2 separate regions of the Homo sapiens genome follow, and region 1 is linked to region 2. The links are chromatin contacts, found by Hi-C or POLR2A ChIA-PET in ENCODE. All regions are on one chromosome and are shown on one strand. The core of a region is the stretch at or near the end of the contact, and the rest is flanking DNA. Distances in the headings are between cores, read along the strand shown.

The links. Hi-C counts contacts between places; a loop is a spot of excess contacts on that map. ChIA-PET counts read pairs that join two places held with the same protein, here RNA polymerase II (POLR2A). Pooled maps may share reads with other maps.
Region 1: a loop to region 2 is called in a pooled map, with 2.1 times the contacts of the local background. The contact joins two enhancer-like sites. A Hi-C loop is called at or near these places in 1 of 168 maps with a recorded cell type or tissue (prostate gland) and 6 of 50 pooled maps. POLR2A ChIA-PET finds 5 or more read pairs at or near these places in 4 of 52 experiments (A549, Caco-2, HEK293 and 1 more).

What each region holds. Positions count from the first base shown.
Region 1 is chr9:95,000,219-95,006,877 of GRCh38, forward strand. It overlaps AOPEP (aminopeptidase O (putative)), which reads left to right. Exons shown (of 17, transcript NM_001193329.3): 12 at 4,940-5,002; 13 at 5,324-5,398. Among named protein-coding and RNA genes, the nearest start is that of AOPEP-AS1, 58 kb to the left of the region's middle. RefSeq lists silencers at 4,293-4,542, 4,553-4,742, 4,833-5,122. Within about 2 kb of position 3,938, at least 29 of the 41 ENCODE cell types and tissues checked have a DNase peak (open chromatin) inside an H3K27ac peak, as active enhancers do; they include prostate gland, where a contact is called at or near this core.
Region 2 is chr9:94,824,936-94,831,762 of GRCh38, forward strand. The region is part of intron 5 of AOPEP (aminopeptidase O (putative)); the gene reads left to right. Among named protein-coding and RNA genes, the nearest start is that of MIR2278, 18 kb to the left of the region's middle. RefSeq lists an enhancer at 244-917. Within about 2 kb of position 1,251, at least 12 of the 41 ENCODE cell types and tissues checked have a DNase peak (open chromatin) inside an H3K27ac peak, as active enhancers do; they include prostate gland, where a contact is called at or near this core.

The sequences.
Region 1 (6,659 bases), core at 2,688-5,187, 180 kb after region 2:
AGCTGATCAAGTCCAACTATTCCTGATGCTGACGCCAGGGAGAAGACTGTCCTGTGGCTCCTCATAGAAAATTACTATCTAATGTAATAAACAACCCTCTAAACATCCTTTATGTAGCATCTTTTATATTTTTTGGATTAATTTATAATTTTTCTAAAATCATCCAAAAATATTACATAAAGGATGTTACATTTAAAAATAATAGATGGCCGGTCACGGTGGCTCACGTCTGTAATCTCAGCACTTTGGGAGGCCAAGGTGGGTGGATCACCTGAGATCAGAAGTTTGAGACCAGCCTGGCCAACATGGTGAAACCCTGTCTCTACTAAAAGTATAAAAATTAGCTGGACGTGGTGGCAGGCGCCTGTAATCCCAGCTACTGGGGAGGCTGAGGCAGGAGAATCGCTTGAGCCTGGGAGGCAGAGGTTGCAGTGAGCCAAGATTGCACCATTGCACTCCAGCCTAGGTGACAAGAGCAAGACATTGTCTCAAAATAAATAAATAAATAAACCAAATTTAAAGATATAAATATTTGATAATTTTGCTCCTAATCCCTCTGTTATTTTTGAAACTTAATCCAACCTTGATTTTATTTCTAGACGTGTGTAGATTCCTACTTTTAAATTCACCCTGAACGTATGTTGGCAATAGAACGCTTCTGAAACCAGTGGAAGCTTCTGGAACTCTCGACCTTGTTTGGTATTGAAAGATCTTTCGGTTTCTTTTAGTGGATAGTTTTCCCTCCGCTGTGCCTGAGGGAATGTAATTTGCCATCTGTGGCTGTTTGGGAACATTGAAGAGCCCCTTGCTTGCCCTGTGGCCTTCCTGGTGCCTAGGAAGGCTGGCTCCTCTTCCTTCCTCTGTCCTGTGCCCCCTCCATGAAGTAGAAGCAGGAAGAGAAAACACACCCGTAACAATGTGAAGTTGGTCTCACTGTATTTTTCCAGTGATAGGAGGAATTTCTTCTTTGTCTAAGAAAAGGAAGAAAACTGAAAAAGGCTTTCCCTCCAAAAGTAATCTCCAATCAATCACGAGGTTAAATAATTTTAAAGCAATGGTATTTTCCTCAGCCTCGGACGTTGTCTTCAGCTATTATGAACTGCTTTGACAAAAAAAGTTTCTTAGAACAACTTCCTTTCAAAACATGCGTATCTACTGGATGAGGCATTTTTAAAGATACAATTCAGATAGAAAACATCTGTTTTAAGAGACAGCTTTAAAGTGCTTTTACTACATTCTCAAAGACAGTAATTAGAATACCTGTCCCCCACTATAGAATTCCAGTTTTTAAAAAAGCGGTCTTCCAGTTTCTCTACACCCTACCTTCATTGGCATCAGCCTGTGAAGAAGGGGAGATTCAGGTAGACAACAGGAGAAATGTGTTCAGGCTGGATTGAACACAATAGAAAAGTATTTTTTCCGTGTCATGCAATATGTAAATCTTTCATTCTAGATTAAATTCAGCTTGTAGCACCATGCTGGAATATAATTTTAGTGATTCATATGTGACAGAATTAGGAACCTTTCTCATTTCAATTTTTTAAAATTTATCGTTATTTACTTATTAATATTTTTTTGAGGCAGGATCTCACTCTGTTGCCCAGGCTGGAGTGCAGTGGTGCCATCATGGCTCACCGTAGCCTCTGCCTCCCGGGCTCAAGTGATCCTCCCACCTCACCCTCCCAGATAGCTGGTACCGCAGGCTAACACCACCATGCCTGGCTGATTTTTTTTTTTTTTGTAGAGACAGGGGTCTTGCTATGTTGCCCAGGATGGTGTTGAACTCTTAGGCTCAAGAGATCCTCCCACCCCGGCCTCCCAAAGTGCGGGGATTACAGGTGTGAGCCACCGTGCACAGCCTGTTTATAAAGTTACCCTGGCAATATAACTAATATCCCATGGTCTCCCTTTTGTAAAAATGTAAAATTCTAGCCTCTTTACAAATTAAGCATTTTAGTGGTGAAACAAACAGGAGGTAATTAGAAAGATATTCATTTTAAGACTTCTCCCCCTTGAAATTTTAGGTGTCCTTCATTTGTTCCTTTATCCTTCCATTCACTATATAACATATTTATTGAATTTCTAGTATATGCCAGGCAATGTTTCTGGTGGACTGAACAAAAATCAAGAACAAAAGATACGGGATCTCTTTCTTCTTGGGGCATAAAATCCAGCTGGGGAGAGAGACGTTCAGTACATTTTTAAAAGAGCTATAATAACTGAACATCACAGAGTGAGCCCTAATGTAAATTTGACTTTAGTGAATAATAATGTATCAATATTGGTTCCTCAGTTATAATAAATATACTAATGCAATATGTTAAATATGGGGAAGCTGGTGAGTGGGTACAAATATGGGAACTCTGCTTTCTGCTCAGTTTTTCTATAAACTTAAAACTGCTCTAAGAATCACTCTAAAGGAAATAAACAGAATGTTATTAGAAAGTATAGTGGAGTGACATAATTTGGACTGGGGAGTAAGGAAAGACCTTTCTGCAAAAGCGCTGCTTAAACCCAGAACTAGAGGATAAGTGGGCTACCACGCAAAGAAGAGATGGAAAAGCATTCTCAGTGAAGCAAAGTGGTATCATTTGAATTACCTTTGGACGTACCATTCTGGCTTCTCTGTGGAGGATGGATTCTGGGATGGCAATTGGGAGGAGAGTTGGGGGACAAAGGACAAACGAGACAAGAGGCAATTAGGATGGGTCACAGCTTTTGCTTCCTACTTAGCAAAATCCTAGAAGAGCAGAGTGACAGTAGGCTGTTTCCTTTGTTCAGCTCATGCCGGAAACCGTTAGGTTATCCATGATCTGGGTGCTAGGAAGAAAGGAGACTGTGTCAGTAGCAGAGCAAGACAGGGTTTCCAGGTCTCAGTTTCTAAGATCTTTCCAGTGGTTCAATGGGATTTATAGAATTAAGAATGTGTGTGTGTGTGTGTGTGTGTGCGCGCGCGCGCGCGTGTGTGACTGCAACCAGTTAAAAACTGCAAAGGGAAAAAACTTTTCAAATAACTAGTACCCAGCTGTTAACAACAGCTTTCATATAAGTCTGTAAGATTTAATTTGCAATAGTTGTCTTTATTCCTGTTACTGGACTATTGGAATTTATTTTGGATTTTGTTTCTTCCAAGACTGTATGTTGAAAAACTGTATTTAAGCAGAGCACTGTTTTAGTACATCAATATTGAATGGCTCATATCACAGTTTCTGGGGATCGTGAACTCCCAAGGAAAAAAATTCTAGTGGGTAAAAGGAAGTGCCTGCCAAGATAGATTTCTATTGATTGTGGAACTCTTATTAGCAGCATAAAAGGTTGAAGAGTTTAAAGTTCTCTTTCCCTTTAAAATTAAGCAGCTCAGAATAATCCACTTCACCATTTATAATTATTTACCTGCCTATGTGCAAGATTTCCAAACCATTAACTATTTATATATATTTCCTTTACAGTAAAAAATTGTATATGATGGCTGTACAGTCTATACTAAAAGATATAATAACACATTGAAAAATCTCTAGCAAATGAGCACACATTTCGTAGCACTTAGCTATTATAATAATGACGCAAAATGGTTAACACGTCTATTTATATTGCTCTCTAGATTTCAACTTTTTTGTATTCCTGGAAACAGTAAGAATCCCTCATTTGAGCAGACTTGTTGTTTGTTTTAGGAAATAGACATACATCATCCGTGTAATTTTAAGTAGTCCAGTTATGAATATGGAATGAAGGGATAAATTCCTGATGTCTCCATTAAGCTCCTCTGTGTAAAATACTCCATGGCAAAGTTGCTGCTATTTAAAGTAGTGAGTTTGATCTTGGCTTTGATCTAAACCTTTTGATCTTGAAAGAAGGATGGAGTAGCAATAAAGAGAGGGCAAGACAGATTTTCTTTAAAGAAATGTGATAAAGTTAAAGGGATGGTCAAGACCCAGCAAGCAACAGGACAACCCGACTCTCCGCCCCGGCCCGCCCTCACCGGCAGGCGGGTTCCAGCAACTGCTGATGCGGATGAGAAGGCCTTTGGCGGGTGGAGGAAAATCTTGGGGTATCGCACATTTTTATAAAGTAAGTGTAAACTTTCTCCCTAATTATGAAAACAGATTGACCCCTTCTTTTTAAATTCTACCCAGTGGTTCTGGGGGTCCACGGCAGTCTGAGGGCTGCGGGTCCACACTCGCGGGAGCGCGGGGCTGGGTTTCTCTGCGCCCTGGCCTCGCCCCCCGGGAGGTCACCTGCCGCTGCCCGGAGCCCCGAGGGGCCACTGGGAAACGTCTACTCGAGGGCGTAGAACCCGGTCCCGGAGAAAACTCCACTAGGAAAGTTACTTTCCCTGCGCGAAAGCCACCGGGACCAGGTTTCCGACTCCAGGAGCGCGCTACGCTGGCTACGGGCGGGGTTCCTTCCCCGCCACCGCTCCCTCCAGCCTGCGGCGGGCGGCGCGGGCCCCTCTCGCTGCCGGGAAGCCGCTCGCAGGGCGCGGAGCCGGGGGAGGGGTGGCGGGGGCAAGGTGCGCGGGGGCGCGGGGCGGCCGGAGCCCGGGGAGGGGTGGCGGGGGCAAGGTGCGCGGGGGCGCGGGGCGGCCGGAGCCCGGGAGCGGGAGCACGCCGTTCGTGGGGAGAACAATACAATGCCGGCGCGGGCGGGAGGGCGACCTGCGGGAGGCGGCGCGGCCGCTATACCTTTAAGGCAGGCCCCGCCCCCGCTCGGTGCCCGCCCGCCCGCCCGCGCCGCCGCCCAGGCCCCGCGCCCGCCGCCCGCGCCGCGCCTGAGGTGATGCGGACCCCGGGCGGGCGCAGGGCGCGGGCTCCGGCGCCGCCGCTGCGTCCTCCCCGGCCGCGGGCGAGGTACGGGGCGGGCACGCCGAGTTAGCGGGCGCGGGGCAGGGAGGCCGGGGCCGCTCCCGCGGTAAACTTGACTGTGTCCTCTTCCCCCGCAGCCGCTGCAGAGGGAGCGTCGCGCCGGGGCGGAGTGCGGGCTTGCGCGGCAAGTGCGCGCCGAGGTGAGTGCGGGCGGCGCGGTCCCTGCGCCCCGGTGGCGCCGGCGCGAGACCGCGGCTGGCGAGAGGCCCTGGCTCTGCGCTGCGGCGCGCGGGTGCGGGGACTACCCGCCAGGCTCCGGCTCGGGCGCGGGGAGCGGCCGTGACGAAGGTCGCGGCCCCTGCGGTGAGGCGCCCGGCGAGTTCCGCGGGCGGGCGCGGGTGGCCTCCCGAGGTGCGGGGAAGACCAGGTCGCGAGGCCGGGGGTCTCTGCTTTCTCGCGCTGGGGGATGGCCGTCAGGACCCTGTCGCCTTCTTTGAAATGCTGTGGTTTTTGAACCTCAGGTCACGAAATGGATTGGAGTGAACCGGAGACCCCGAAAACGGAAGCGCAGGGAGAAGGAAGAGGTGTTTGAAAAGGTAGGGGTTCCCGAGACGGTACTCGGTGCAGGTCTTGGTAAATCCGCTTCTGCCCCGTGAGGACCTGGTCATGACAATAGAGTAGTGTTTAATTTAAAAAGTTTTTGTTATAATAAACCATAGATTTAATATATGGGGAAATTCTACAGAAATATTGGTCGATAAGGCTAATGATCATTTATATAGTCTCATTAGGAGAGAGTAGCCCATGAAATTTGTTTCATGCTCATTAAATACAGCAATCGGACTTAAGTGGGTTCCATTATTATTTTAGATCAGCAGTGTTTATTATCTCAGTGTTAAGGTACCTCTGAAAAATGAAAAGTGTTCCGAATAAATCGCCCACAGTATTAGGTTTCCATGCTGTACTTTCTCTCACCTAGACTTTAAATTGGAGTCATCTAAGAAATAGAGAGAGAAGAAGAAAGAAGTGGATTACTTTTAAAACACTAGGAGGAATTTTATTTACTGTAAAGCAGATGAGAAATTTGTTTGCCCAAGTTTAGAATTTCAGTATGTTACTTTGCAGAAGTTTGGACTGCCTGTCTTTTGATTTTGTATTAAAACTTGATTTGTCATTGTAATATCATGAAATAAGGTAAGTAGCCCGTTGTTTTCTAAGTGACTTGCGGAAAACTCGTAAAAGTGAATAATTTTTTGACAAATATTACAGCAGATAGGTTTTTTTGTTGCTTTTGCTTAATTACATTTCACTGTTTTTTGATTCTTGATACCAGCAAGGGATTAAAATAGCGGTGTGTTTTTCTGCTGCTAGAATGTATGATGAATCACTCTTGATTCTGAAGCCAAATTCTTGCTGATAGCATTGCTGCCAATTTCTGTGCTATGTTGCCTTAGTATGGGCATTGCAGCGTCCGAGAATGTGCACAAAGCACATCAGAATAAAGGTGATCCCAGAGCTGCAGAGTGCACGTCAGGATACCAGAGGGCAGCTTCTGAGAGAGCTGGAAAAGGAACCAGCCTGCGAATATAGTTGTTTGTAGCTGGACTTTCAGTGTGCATGAAAAGGGGGACCCCACCCCTTTTCTTTTTCCACAGAGGGTCATATATGTCACTTCAGTTGAAGAATAATAGAAAAAGTTGTGATTTGGAACAGACTTGAGTTTTCTGACCATACCTCAGCATGGTATGGTAAGTTGTGTTTAATGGTTTAGGTGTTTTTTTAAATGTTTGTGAGGTGATGAATGAGATCATAAAATACCCAAAGAAGGAAAAGAATTATGGCTTGCTTGGTATTTTT
Region 2 (6,827 bases), core at 1-2,500:
TTAACATGGCTGTTTCAATTTAACAGAAACAACTTCAAGTTTTATATTACACGCCCTACCAAAGAATCTTTGATTTTTGCCCTGGCGTTTCCCAAGATGTTAGCATGGCTTTGAAAACAGGGCTGTTTAACTGCTGCTGCAGAAGAGATGGCCAGGGGAGCACAGCAGATTGGGGAGGGAGGAGGGAGAGAATGGAGGAGAGGAGGGAAATTGGCCTCCCCCAAGTTACTATTTTTAAAGTTTGCTTGCCTACTGAATAGCTCAATTTACAAATCCTACTGGATATGGTTTTGTGCTTCCCCGTTTTTGTTTCCTGTTGAAAGTGTGATGGATGCCTTGGTGGAAGACCAGCCCCGCATCCTGCTGTTTTGCCTGTGCCTCTTTACTTACGAAGGCTGGGCCCTTCTCTCCCCTTGAGAGGGGAGACCCACGTTGTCGAAGGCATCTCCAGGGAGATAGCCAGTCCCGGAATTTCTTAGGAGGTGGGACCTCAAATCCCAATTAGAAACACTCCAGGAAACATACATCTTTATTTGTTAAACAAGTAGTGTTGTGTGAGCCTTGGTGAAGACGCTCAGTCGTTTTAAATAAGTGAAGTAAACATTCCCTTCCAGGGGAGCGCCCTCCCTAGGCGCTGTCACTTTGAAGCTCAGTTTTAAGGTTTTCAGTTGGAACATGCAGTGTTCTTTTTTCCTTGGCTTGGGTTCTAGAGAATGTTGTTTCCTCATTTGGTAATTGGAGAGTTAATAGGGTTCTTTGTGATGCTACCGTGGAAGAGAGACTGTTTTATTCCATTCAGGGACTATAATTACAGGGCGCCCATCGGCATGGTTAAAGTTAAGGTTGTTTCAGCTTTTCCAATGTAAACTCATATTTCAGGGGTTTATAACTAGCTATAAAAATTTGCTTCTAGCTACAGACCTGGCATATTCAGTGTCAGCCTAGGAATAACCTTTACGTTTTAAAAAGTATTTTTAAAAGGATAATTAAAAAATTCTGTTTAGCTGTTTATAACTGTTGTTACAAGGATTCAAGGAAATAAAAATAGCTTTTTCTTTTTTTAGCAAAAACCTGTGACCCATATTTTTTTAATGTGGACAAAGTTATTAGATTTTTTTTTTTATGTCTTCAAAGGAAAATACGGTGAAATCTGTGTCAAAGCTATTTTAAAAGGGTATTGTTTCAGTTTTCCTTGTGGCAGCGGGCAGGGCACCAGAACATGCCCTCCTTGTTCTCCGAAGACATGAGCCTCCCATAGGACTGCTGGCAAAGCTGTTTCGTCCGCGGGCTTCAAGTTCATTGTGACAGAACTCCTGGCCAAGGAGTGCACAGCAGCCTCTTGGCAGATGGAAGAAACATGACCAACCATCGTGAGGCCATGGCCACTCTCCTCTTCCCCGCAGCCCTGTCCCTCTGGCCCTACATGTTGGGACACAGTGAGCAGCACAGGTACAGAGCTATAATAGAGACCCACTGGGGGGACCACAGAGCCTCTTCGTTCCCTTTTCCTGATCCACATGGTGGGGAAGGGGAGGAGGGAGTTTGCCTCTCTAGGAATCTCTCTTCAGCTCGGTGGCATTTGTTGCAGTAAGTAGCTTTAGGTGGGTCTGTTTTTGTACATGCTGACAGATGGGTGTGACACATTGCACAGGTGATTCAAAAGTTCTCCAATAAAACTTTCTTTAAAACTTCATGCTAGACAGATTTACCTTTAGCAATTCTTTTTCTAGCAGCTAGGGTCTTGATTGATGTCATGTGATAATAATGATGGTGGTGGTGGTGGTGGTTGTAATGTGGGGAAGGAGAAGAGGTATTGGTCATGGTGATGGAGCTGATGATATTAGTGGAGGTGGTGATGGCCACAAGGGTAGTGGTGGCAGTACAGTGGAAGTGGGGGAGGTGACAGTGGTGATGAGTGGTCATGGCAACAGTTGGGGCTATAGATTTCTGCCTGCCTGCCTGAGCTGTTTGCACAAGTCATTGTTCATCTTTGCAGAAAGCAGCAGCTTAGGGAATCTGCCATTGTCCCTTCCCTCTACATAACATGCCCCAGTGGAACTTGCAACTGGCTTTTGGTAGATCTTGTCTACCAATGCATGATAAAATTTGGTTTGTGGAAGAGATGGATACATGCCCCCTTTTCAGAAGCTGGTCTCCATTTTAGAGCCAGAGAACAGCTTCTCTTCTTTTCTGTGGCTTCTCGTTTAGGAGCAAAGAACACGGTGAGCTGGAGCTCTGGAACCCCAGAGTCATTAGTAGAGAGATGGTGGTATTTCTACCAAAATTGAAGTGCTTAACCACATTCTAGGAACCATGCCCTGTGATTTACACATATTAAATCAGTAAATCTTTTTAACAACTCTGTAAAGTAAGTTTTTATCTTGACTTTACAGATGAGGAAAGTGAGGCTTGGGTCATAGGATTTGAAAATCTTGGTCTTTGAGCCTCAAACCCTTTACATTTTCGTCCACTGAAGCCACCAGATAGTTTCTTAGAACATTCTAAAATGTTTGTTGTCTTGGGTGAGTGTATGGGAAGAAATTCATAAGAGAATGTTCCATATTTGGTTTCTTCTCTAACTTATCATGAGGACATAGACTGTCTTTTCTTCCTACACATTTCCTTACACTGATAGTGTACTAAGATGACCCTTTTAAAATTTATATGGGAACTGTTTAGAGGCTCCTACCGCATGTTTTCAGGGCTGGAACTGTGGAGTGATCTTTTCCTGACCTGACTGGTCTTTGTCCAAATAGGACATTGAGCAAGCCAGAAACCAGGCCCCAGCAGAAAAAAGCAAATAGAGATAAATAGTTATCCTCGTCCCAGTGGGATCCCTAGGCTTTCAAGATCAAAGGCCTACTTTGTGTGTGCCTGTTCATAAGCCAGAGAGAGGGGTACAGAAGTAGGCAGGCTGTAGTGTAGACTCTGGTGCCCAGGCTGTTTAACTCTCAGATTCTCTAGTGATATTATTTAAAAAGATTCCCATTTATAAAAATCAGAAATATAACTTGCATTTCCCGGACACAGAATAAGAACAAGGGAGAGAACCAGATGAGAACAGAGAAAAAAAGAAGAGGAGAAGTAATGGCAAAGAAAGGACCAGAGGCAGAAGGCGAGGGAAGCAGGGAGGAGGAGCAGTGGTTGTGGTCAGCACGGGGAATATTTTTATAGGAGGCGTGGAGGAGAATGCTGCGATAGATGTTTATTTCTCCCACCCTGTGGGCTGGCTTCATTTTCTTGATAGTGTCCTCTGACGCACAGAAGTCTTTATATTTGATGAAGCCCAATTTATCTACTTTGTTCTTTAGTTTCTTGTGCTTTTGGTGTCATATTTAAGAATTCATTGCCTATTCCAAAGTCACAAAGATTTCTCCCTGTGTTTTCTGCTAAGAGTGATTTATTTATTATGATTTTAGCTCTTATATTTAGGTCTTTGATCCATTTTAAGTTGATTTTTGTGTAAGGTGTGAGGAGGGGTGTTTTGCCTGTGGATATCTACTTATCCCAGATTTTTATTATTTAATTCATCAAATGTATATTATGTACATATTAAATGCCAGACATTGTGCTGGACGCCAGGGATAGAATAGTCACCAAAACAGTCATCAGTGTCATAGTGTCTCAGGACCTGGGGGCAAAGACAGCATTTCAAGAAATTTGAGAAGGTAGACTTTTGGAGGAATTCAGCTCTTGAGCAGAGTTTTTCAAAAAGTGTAATATGAGGAAAACTGCATAGAATTACCTGGATTGCCTGTTAAAAAAGCAAACAGACCAATTATACACATATACACACACAATATATATATATACACACACACAATATATATATATAAATCACATACTTTAGTTATATAATAAACACATTATTTATATATATTTCTTATTATATGTATTTCTTACATAATTTCTCACATCTTATTTGTATTTCTTCTTACTGTTTTTTTTTTTGAGATGGAGGCTTGCTCTGTTGTCCAGGCTGGAGTGCAGTGGCCCAATCTCGACTCACTGCAACCTCTGCCTCCCGGGTTCAGGTGATTCTCCTGCCTCAGCCTCCCAAGTAGCTGGGATTACAGGCGCGGGGCACCACACCTGGCTAATTTTTGTATTTTTATTAGAGGCGGGGTTTCACCATGTTGGCCAGGCTAGTCTCGAACTCCTGACCTCAAGTGATCTGCCCGCCTTGGCCTCCCAAAGTGCTGGAATTACAGGCATGAGCCACTGTGCCTGGCCACTAAGTTTCAAGATATAAACCAGTTTACACACACACACACACACGCACACGCACACACACACATAATTACATATAATAAATACATATAAAAAAGCTAGCTAGGCCTGTTTATTATTTCCTCTTAGATGATTATCAAATACCTATTTATTTTCAATGTGGAAAAATTTCAGGCCTTTTCTGTGGCCTTAAAAGTTTGAGATCCAAAGAAGTGAAGCCATTGTCTAACCACATACCCAACTGCAGTTGTGGAAGTCATTCTTCCAAAAGCATCTTGACAAAGAAATGTTTTGATGGGAAACATGATATATCTCTGGAAAGAGAAGTAAGAAACTTTTCTCCCTTTCTTAAGTTGGATGTACTTCACAAAACAAACAGGCCACGCCCATGATGCCAGGGTACGGGGCAGTTTCCCTCAGCAGCTGGCTGCAGCTGCTTTTTCTACCGAAATTCTCTGTTTCATAAAAGCTCCCACAAAACACCCTTGTGAGTCCCCTCCACTCACCCTGGCCACATGTCAGATATGTTCACCCTGGCCACATGTCAGATATGTTAACCCTGGGGAGAATCCAATACCCCATTACACCTATATTTCCTTTGCCATTCACTCCCTGAATAGGGAGGGAACAAATGCCTTGACTCTAGCTCTCTTGGCATTTGGAGCAATTGGTGGTTTAGTTACCATCTGACGTCATGACTACAGGTGGCCCAAGGGAGTTCTGTGAAGGAGAAACACAATGACATATTCACACCTATCTCTGTGCTTTGCCTGCATGATCTAAGGGTTCATGTGTGTGAAAGAACAAAATTAGGAGAGTGACTGCATGAACTACATCAGGTGTTTAATTTTTATTATTTATTTATTTATGTATTTATTCAACTTTTAAGTTCTAGGGTACATGTGCAGGATGTGCAGGTTTGTTACATAGGTAAACGTGTGCCATGGTGGTTTACTGCACAGATCAACCCATCACCTAGGTATTAAGCCCAGCATGCATTAACTATTCTCCCTGATGCTCTCCCTCTCCCTGCTCCCCGTGACAGACTCCAGTGTGTGTGGTTTCCCCACCATGTGTCCATATCTTCTCATCATTCAACTTTCACTTATAAGTGAGAACATGTGGTGTTTGGTTTTCTGTTCCTGTGTTGGTTTGCTGATGATAATGGCTTCCAGCTCCATCCATGTCCCTGCAAAGGACATGATCTTGTTTATTTTATGCCTGCATAGTATTCCATGGTGTATATGTACCACATTTTCTTTATCCAGCTTATCTTTCATGGACATCTGGGTTGATTTCATGTCTTTGCTATTGTGAATAGTGCTGCAATGAACATACACATGCATGTATCTTTATAATAAAATGATTTATATTCCTTTGGGTATATACCCTGTAATGGTATTGCTTACATCCTATTTGGGTCGAATGGTATTTCTGCTTCTGGATCTTTGAGGAATGGCCACACTGTCTTCCACGATGGTTGAAATAATTTACACTCTCACCAAGTGTAAAAGCATTCTTTTTTTCTTTGCAACCTTGCCAGCATCTGTTGTTTCTTGACTTTTCAATAATTGCCATTTTGACTGGTATGAGATGGTATCTTGTTGTGGTTTTGATTTGCATTTCTCTAATGACCAGTGATGTTGAGCTTTTTTTCATGTTTGTTGGCTGCACAGATGTCCTCTCTTGAGAAGTGTCTGTTCATGTCCTTCACCCACTTTTTAATGGGGTTGTTTATTTTTTTCTTGTAAATTTGTTTAAGTTCCTTGTAGATTCTGGATATTAGACCTTTGTCAGATGGATAGATTGCAAAATTTTTTTCCCATTCTTTACGTTGTGTGTTTACTCTGTTGATAGTTTATTTTTCTGTACAGAAGCTCCTTAGTTTAATTAGATCCCGTATATCAGTTTTTGCTTTTGTTGCAATTGCTTTTGGCATTTTTGTCATGAAATCTTTGCCTGTGCCTGTGCCCTGAATGGTATTGCCTTGATTTTCTTCTAGGATTTTTATAGTTTTGGGTTTTACATTTAAGTCTTTAACCCATCTTATGTTAATTTTTTTATAAGATGTTAAGGAAGGGGTTCCAGTTTCAATTTTCTGCATATGGGTAGCCAGTTCTCCCAGCACCATTTATTAAATAGGGAATCCTTTCCCCATTGCTTGTTTTTGTCAGGTTTGCCAAAGGTCAAATGGTTGTAGGTGTGTGGTCTTATTTCCGAGTTATCTGTTCTGTTCTATTGGTCTGTGTGTCTGTTTTTGTACAAGTACCATGCTGTTTTGGTTACTGTAGCCTTGTAGTGTAGTTTGAAGTTGGGTAGTGGGATGCTCCCAGCTTTCTTCCTTTTGCTTAGGATTGTCTTGGCTATATAGGCTCTTTTTTGGTTTCATATGAATTTTAAAATAGTTATTTCTAATTCTGTGAAGAATGTCAGTGGTAGTTGAATGAAAACAGCATTGAATCTATAAATTACTTTGGTCAGTATGGCCATCTTCACAATATTGATTCTTCCTATCCATGATCATGGAATGTTTTTCCATTTGTTTGTGTCTTCTCTGATTTCCTTGAGCAGGGTTTTGTAGTTCTTCTTGAATGAAC